Regions from separate parts of the Homo sapiens genome. Here regions 1 and 3 are each linked to region 2. Evidence: chromatin loops called from intact Hi-C (ENCODE). Cell type or tissue: heart left ventricle. All regions are shown on one strand.

What was found. Hi-C counts contacts between places; a loop is a spot of excess contacts. Peaks named below come from ENCODE experiments on the same cell type or tissue, not always from the same donor. Only the 100,000 strongest peaks of a DNase experiment are listed, where the experiment ranks them.
Region 1: a loop joins it to region 2, with 2.5 times the contacts of the local background. A loop is called at or near these places in 34 of 110 quality-filtered maps.
Region 3: a loop joins it to region 2, with 3 times the contacts of the local background. A loop is called at or near these places in 20 of 110 quality-filtered maps.

The regions. Positions count from the first base shown.
Region 1 is chr15:65,048,115-65,050,614 of GRCh38, forward strand. SLC51B (SLC51 subunit beta) reads left to right here. Exons shown (of 4, transcript NM_178859.4): 2 at 1,783-1,987. The coding sequence starts at 1,891. It also overlaps a transcript of RASL12 not described here. Among named protein-coding and RNA genes, the nearest start is that of SLC51B, 4.0 kb to the left of the region's middle. In heart left ventricle, no CTCF peak of the experiment used is centred here; a DNase peak (open chromatin) is centred at 1,417; H3K4me3 peaks cover 710 bases.
Region 2 is chr15:65,270,166-65,272,665 of GRCh38, forward strand. PARP16 (poly(ADP-ribose) polymerase family member 16) reads right to left here. Exons shown (of 6, transcript NM_001316943.2): 2 at 770-907. Among named protein-coding and RNA genes, the nearest start is that of SNORA24B, 14 kb to the right of the region's middle. In heart left ventricle, a CTCF peak has its summit at 979 (motif pointing left); no DNase peak of the experiment used is centred here.
Region 3 is chr15:65,053,407-65,055,906 of GRCh38, forward strand. It overlaps RASL12 (RAS like family 12), which reads right to left. Exons shown (of 5, transcript NM_016563.4): 5 at 1-1,868. The coding sequence ends at 1,493. Among named protein-coding and RNA genes, the nearest start is that of SLC51B, 9.3 kb to the left of the region's middle. RefSeq lists enhancers at 1,026-1,526, 1,527-2,027. In heart left ventricle, a CTCF peak has its summit at 1,054 (motif pointing right); DNase peaks (open chromatin) are centred at 1,075, 1,655 and 1,915; H3K27ac peaks cover 314 bases.

The DNA of each region.
Region 1 (2,500 bases), 220 kb before region 2:
AGGTTGCAGTGAGCTGAGATCACGTCACTGCACTCCAGCCTGGGCGACAGAGCAAGACTCCGTCTCAAAAGAAAAAAAAAGAAAAAAAAAAAAGTCTAAGAAAGGTCTTTTTTTCTCCCTGACTTCCATCTCCACCTTGGCATATGAATGATCATTCACATATGAAAAGCTTAAGTCAGTATTGTATTTGTGTCAAAATATTTTCCCTTGCAATTTGTAGATATGCCTTTTTAGTTTTCTCAGAGCATTTAGTGCTAGAGGAAACTCTGATGTAAAGCTAGTCCTTTTGTTGATACTCCAATTTTCTGTCTGGCTGTTTGCCATCTAGCTGTTTTTGAATGCCCCTGGCTAAGTGTCCAAAGGCTATTTGGGGCTGAGATTGTTGAGCACCTAAGGCAGTGACAGAGTGTGAGGGGACCTGAGAATGCTTCGATCCTCCCTGTACACTTTTTTTCTTGGTGCCCTATGGCATGTTTTATAATTGATCTGTTCAAAACACTTCTCTTGTTTTATTTTAGTTACGTTTATCTCCATTCCTACTCCCTTCCTCCTCCTCCCCAAGACACAGCTTAATGTGTTTAATGCGTGTCCTTTTAAAAAAATGTGTTATTGGGTCAGGCGCGGTGGCTCACTCCTGTAATCCCAGTACTTTGGGAGGCCAAGGCGGGTGGATCACCTGAGGTCAAGAGTTCGAGACCAGCCTGGCCAACATGGTGAAACCCCATCTCTACTAAAAATACAAAAATTAGTGGGGCGGTAGTGACATGCGCCTGTAATTCCAGCTACTTAGGAGGCTGAGACAGGAGAATCGCTTGAACCTGGGAGGCGGAGGTTGCAGTGAGCAGAGATCGTGCCACTGCACTCCAGCCTGGGCGACAGAGTGAGACTCCGTCTCAAAAAAAAAAAAAAAAAAGCGAAATAACTTAACAATTTTAATATTGGCCTGAATAATATATGTTGTCAAAATTAATTTTACCTATTTCTTTTTGTTTTGTAAAGTATGGATGCTAGAAAATTTTATATTAAGTAGTAATAATGCAGTTAGTACAAGAAGACGTCAAAATGTCTGACTGTTTTGAGATTGACTGAGGTTCAGTTTATTATTAATAGTTGGGATGGAAATAGGCCTACACGAAGTAAGGGATTTATCCAGAGAGCATGGATTCAAGTTCTTCCCTTGCAAATAACAGAAACCAATTCTGCTAACTTGTCCAAAAAAAAAAGAAAAAGAAAAAAAAAGCTCTCGGGGTCGGGGCAGGGGGTGCCCTCTCAGCATCAGGAGCCGGCAGCTGCCTTTCCCTCCGGCACTTTTCCCTTTTCTCCTCTCTGTGTCGTAGGCGTGCCAATCCCCAGGAGAGAGGCGTGATAGGCCCAGCCTTTGACATGTGGGGAAACACAGGCCTGTGATTGGCTACCGCATGACACCCAAGGGACAAGTTGCTATGGCAACGCGTGGGCGCGCTGTGGGCTCGTAGAAGCCAGGTGCGGACGCTGAACAGGCAGGCGAAGACCCGAGATGTCCTTTGCAAGGGTCCCAGAACTCGCCAGTGGCTCAGTCCTCCTCACTCCCAGAACAGTGCTCCTCCACACATGCGATGGCTTTTAATAAATATTTGAGTCACTCCCACTTCCAGTCTCTGCCCCTCCAGGCTCCACGTGCTCCTGGGTTCGTTCGGGTCGTTTTTGTCCCATAACTTTGGGCCAGAGGAGATCTGGATTTGGGCACAGAGGGAGATCAAACTCGGGTGGGATATCCAGTCATGCTGTCTGCTTTGTTTCCAGGGGTCTTCACGGCTTCTCTGCCCAGGGGCCAGAACCGAGGAGGCCAGGAGGGCTGCTGGGGCTAAGGGGTCTAAGGACCTCGTTGCACACGCTACCAGGAGCAGGGGCATGGAGCACAGTGAGGGGGCTCCCGGAGACCCAGCCGGTACTGTGGTACCCCAGGAGCTGCTGGAAGAGATGCTTTGGTTTTTTCGTGTGGAAGATGGTAAGTGGTGAGAGATTGACGGCAGGGGTGGGGGTGTGCCCCTCAACACAGAGCAGAGTTTGGCTGAAGGTCCTGACACTGTCGTCCCCTCCAGGTCAGGCGGTACATTTCCTCCAAGACAGGGAATCAGTCGGGGTGTCTCAGTACCCAGAGGGGTCTGGCTGGACCGCCCCTTCCTTTTCTCAGGGTGTGGTCGCTTATTTATGCAGCCCTCCAATCATCACATTTATTAAGCTCCTACTCTGTACCAGACACTGTTCTCAGCACTGGGGCGACAATAGTGAATAAAACACAAAAATCTCTGCCTTCATGGAATGTACATTCTAGTGGGGATTAAAAATAAACAACTAAAACGCATAGTGCGTTGGTGATGAGTAATAAAAAGAAAAATTAAACAGAGAAAGAGAATAGGAAGTATGCAGCAAGGGCAGTAATGTGGTCAAGGAAGGCCTCACTAAAAAGGTGACATTTTTATCATCAGGAAGGTGACTTGCAGGAAACTAAGGAAATAAT
Region 2 (2,500 bases):
GTAAAGGAAGAGCACCAGAGCAGGAATCAAGTCCTACACCCTGGTCCTTGTTATCCAGCCTGTCCCTGGGAGACCCCAGCCAGGCAAGGTAAACCAAATTATGGAATGTCTGACTTGTGCCAGAAACTGTGCTGGGGGGGTGACACACATTTTATCAGTGCCCCACTTTGAGGTAACTATCAGCATCTCAATTTATAAATGGAAAAAAGGAGGCCCTTTTCGATAGAAATGGGATTTGAACCCAGAGCATGAGGTTTTCCACTCCTTTGAGTTCTGCCTCTCCATCTCCTGATAACTGAACTAGGTCAGAGTTTCTTAAGGTATGGTCAGGGTCACCCTAATCAGAATTACCAGCAGTGCTTGTTAAATAAAGTGAATCCCAACACATACTGAGCCCTTAGTATGTGCCCTTAGGCATTTTCAAAGTGTGAAAATTCATTCAATTCTCATAGTCAGTGCCTGATGGAAGTATACTATTATCATCCCCATTTTATAGATGAGGAAGCGGAGGGACTGAAATGCACCTGGTACCTACTCAAGGTCACACAGCTGAGATGAGACAGAATTCAGCTTTGTACAGCCAGTGGGAAAGCTCCTGGGCCTGACTCCAGACACAGAACTAGAAAGTCTAAAGGTGAGGACCAGGACTCTGCATTCTCAAGCTGCCCAGGTCACTGGTACACAGGGAAGTCTCAGAGCCACTGGATTCAGTGCTGTCCTAGAGCCCTTAGGCCCCTAAAATCTGTGATGCTACGGACCAAAGTCTCACCTCTGCCTTCCCTGCACTGTGGATTGTCAGGACCTTTGAGGATAAAATCCAGCTCACCAGGTCCCAGGCCCGTTTGTGGTTGTCTCCGGAGGACTGGAGAAGTTCTTTCAGGTTAGGTAACTTGCTGGCATCTGCAAGCTGAAGCGACGGAAGAACTTCCATTAGCAAGGATCCCGGACACAGTGATAATCAGGGGCCCTCTAGTGGGAAGGCAGGCAACGTTCACTTGTTGCACGTCTCAAGGGATCTCCTGAGAGGAAATTCACAGGTCTACAATCCCCTTTCCAAATAATACTAAACTTTACAAGCTCTAAAATCTGAAAGGTTTTTTTTTTGGTGGGTTTTTGTTTTGTTTTTGAGACAGGGTCTCACTCTGTCGCCCAGGCTGGAGAGCAGTGGCATGATCTTGGCTCACTGCAGCCTCTGCCTCCTAGGTTCAAGCAATTCTCCCACCTCAGCCTCCCGAGTAGCTGGGACTACAAGCGCACGCCACCACGCCTGGCTACTTTTCATATTTTTTGGTAGAGATGGGGTTTCACCATGTTGGCCAGCCTGGTCTCGAGCTCCTGACCTCAAGTGATCCCCCTGCCTCGGCCTTCCAAAGTGCTGGGATTACAGGCGTGAACCACCATGCCCAGCCTTGGTGGTTTGTTTTTTTTTAAACTCTTTGGGTACCAAACCTGACCTGAGCTGATGTGAGGTTTAATCTTTACCTATCCCCTTCCTGTTAGTATCAGTGCATTCTGCTGCAGGAATATTAACATGCCATGAGTATGGCATGCCACCCACTGGAGGTGTGACTGAATACATGATACATGCACATGTGGGTAAAGCGCTACATTACAAAGCCTTTTCCTTTCTGTGTGAGAATTAGTTAACTTCTGTTAAGTTGTTCCCCTGGAGACTGGATAAAGGTAGTATGACAACTACATACGTAATCAGGCAACACTGCTTAAGGTAAAAATGACCCAGCATGGTACACGGCATCTGGCCTGGGAGGAACTGTAAATGGGGAATGCATAACTTTGGGTTTCCCAGAGTGTGACAATGTTTTGTTGGAACACTGGAAGCTTTGTTGATGACATTCTCATGAGTGAGACCAGCCTCTGAGGAAAATGGAGCTTCACTTAGGCCAGAGCAGTTCCTGCACCCACCCCATGTGGATCTCATCTCTTTACTCCCAAGTTTTCACTTTTGGGGGCAAAGACTAGCTCTTGGACCTCTATGTGGACCACTGCAAGGACTTCCACAGAAACACAGTGCCTAATGCTGTGCTGCTGAAAGCTGTCATCAGTCCTAGAGCCTTTGGATTTAGGCTGATGTCCCGTGGGACCTGTGATAGGACTCAGCCTAGTTGTCATTGCAGCACATTATTTACCATTCTAAAATCAGGAAGAATCGGAATCCTGAAACATATTCAGTGCCAGGATTTCTGATAAGGGACTGGGGACTTGGACTAACAGATAGCAACAAAGTATCTGTAGCTTTTGCTCAGAAGTTATGACTGACTAGAGGTCAAACCTCTCCAGCATGGCATTTAAACACCTCTAGCCTAATCTCAACCCCTTACCATCCCCTCCCCATCACAGACTGGTTCTATTCAGGAGCATGTCTTGTTCCAAGAATACCCCTTCCCCCACCTCTACTACCCAGGCACTTCTGATCCAAGAGACCACTCTCTCCTCTAAGCCCCTAAAGCCCATTGCCCCAGTTCTCCCTTCCAAGTATGGC
Region 3 (2,500 bases), 220 kb before region 2:
CAGATGGCAGTGGTACACACACACATACACACACAAGTGGCCTGGAGCAAAAGTGCAAAATCCGTAGCTGGCCTGTGGGTCGGGAAGCCTGTAGGACTGCAAGCATGTGGTCTTGAGTAGTTCACAGCCCCCCTCTGACCTCAGCTCCTCCATTTACAGAATGAGTCCGAAGACTGGGTCAGAGATGCTGTTTGCAATCCAACAGTAGTCCTGAGACGGCTGAGAGGGGAAGGAGCAGGCTTCCAGGCCCAGAATCCCCTTCCCAATCCTTCCACCCACCAGGACCCTCTCTTTTCCCTGCTTGTCTGCTAAGAGTCTGTGCAAGACTTCCCTGGGACCTGGCGTGTGGTAAACAAAATCAGACAACTACCACACTGCCTGCCTTGGACAGCCTTTTCTTGCTAACAGTGGGATCTCAAAGGTGTGTCCTGATCCCATGTCTGAGCCATGGTGTCTTGGTATAAGCTGCGGTGACACCACCAAATAACATAAGCAAAATTTTGCTTTATTAACCCAAAATGCTTTAGGTTCTAAAGTGGGCTTTGAACACTCAGACTCATTGCTGAGGGTCCTGGGTCCTGCCAAACCAGATGACAAACGGGTATACTGTGTTTCTACCTGCAGGGGGGCAGGCCCTGTAGCCCCTGGATGGGTCTGATGCTGCTGTGGGCTCCCTGGAGCCCTGGGTAACTCACTGGAGTGACAACTTTCTTCTGCAGCCTGGATCATTAAGCTTGAGGGAGCTGATGCTGAGGTTCTTTGGACAGAGTCCTTAACAGTGGGAAAACACATGGAGAATCTGTCTGCTGGTGAAAGAACTCTGGGGCTCCTTATGCTGGACAACCTACAGTCCCTCCCTTTTATCCTCATTGAGACGCCAAGTGTTGGAAATACCCCTTCCTGGGGCTTCTGTCCATTGGATTATTTTAACTAGATTTTCCTTGGATAAACTGTGGGGTTTGTAGCCTGGGCCTTCTGTGAAGTCAGCAGATGACAGGAGGGCCAGGCTCTGGCCTCTGAAACTGCAGCCGCCCTGCCTTTCCCGTCCACCAGGTGGCACAAGGACCCCAGGCTGTCATTCCGCAGGCTGTTCTCGGGCCTGACATTGACAGAGCCATCCACCCAGACCATCCACTAAGGCCACAGCTGGCCCAACTGTAGCTGGAGCAGGAAGGGCTGATGGCAGCAGGATAGACACTGCAATTTCTTCCTACTTAAGGCTGACCCCAGGTCTCTGGGTTGTCACAGTGGCTGTTTCCCTCTACGGCCACAGACGCGGTGGTTACCATGAAGACCAAGGCCTGGAGGGAACAGAAGCAGCATCCCTGCCTGCCACTCCAGCTCACACAGTGAATTGAGTGTAGGGACACTGCTTGGTGCTGGAGGCGGGGTCTGCTGTCCATCAGACGGAAAGGCTGGTGGTGAGAAGCCAGTCCCTGTCCTGCTGCAGTCCTGTCCAGCCACCGAGCCTAGGCTTCCTGGGGAGGGGGCCTCAGAAGATCTTGAAGCCCTTCAGGAGAGTCAGGGTAGGCGCCTTGCGCTTGCTCTGGGCCCGGGATGACTTCACGGTGACCAGCTTGGCCTGGGCCACAGTGGGCATCTCCTTCAGGTTGATGGTGGAGAGCGTGTTGAAGGTGCAGCTGGCCAGCCCATGCCGCGCGGTGAGCGGGGCCTGGTGGGGCAGGGCCCTCTCCTCGGAGATGAAGAGGGGCCGGGTCAGGGGGCTCTTCTCCAGCTCCCGCCGTGCCTCTCGCACTGCCTCGTGGAAGACATGCTGCACGTGCTCAAAGTCCAGACAGGCAGAGACCTCGAAAAACAGGCACCCAAACCTGCCTGCCAAAGCCACACCCTCTGCCTTGGTGACTTGCCTGGTGAGGAAGCAGTGTGAGGCAGGGAGTTAGGAGCAGGCTGTGCCAAGTCAGGCAGACCAGCTCCTACACCCAGCGCCCCATGGACTAGCTGGGTGGCCTGGGGTCATCTTCACCTCTCTGAGTCTCAGCGTTCTTATCAGTACAGTGGGTTACTGCCCTCTGCCTCTCAGGGTTGTTAGGATTACGAAAGACAATTTGTTTCAAGTGCTTAGCACAGTACCTGGCACAGAGTCAGTGCTCAATAAATGGTAGCTGATGTCACCCAGGCCAGAATTTTGGGATGAGGGTAAGGGTAAGAAGCTACTCCAAATCCCCTATGCTAGACCCTGCCTGTGGCTGGAGGAAGCAGGCCATTCCCAGCCCCATCTCTTCTCTACCCCATCGTGGGTCCCTGGGGCAGGAAACAGGCCACCCACAGCTCTGGCTTGTGGGATCAGCTCTAGAGAGAAGCAGTCGTTTGGACTGAAGGGTTAGACCACAGAGGTGACTCCAGAAGCCTGTGGTTGGCAGAGTTCTCAGGGCTCCTGGGGTTTGTGTTTGTGAAAATTCATTATTCAAGCCCTCACAATGACAAAGTTGCAGATTCAAGCTCATCATAAAAGCAAATAATAAAACCAGGGCAGAGGCAG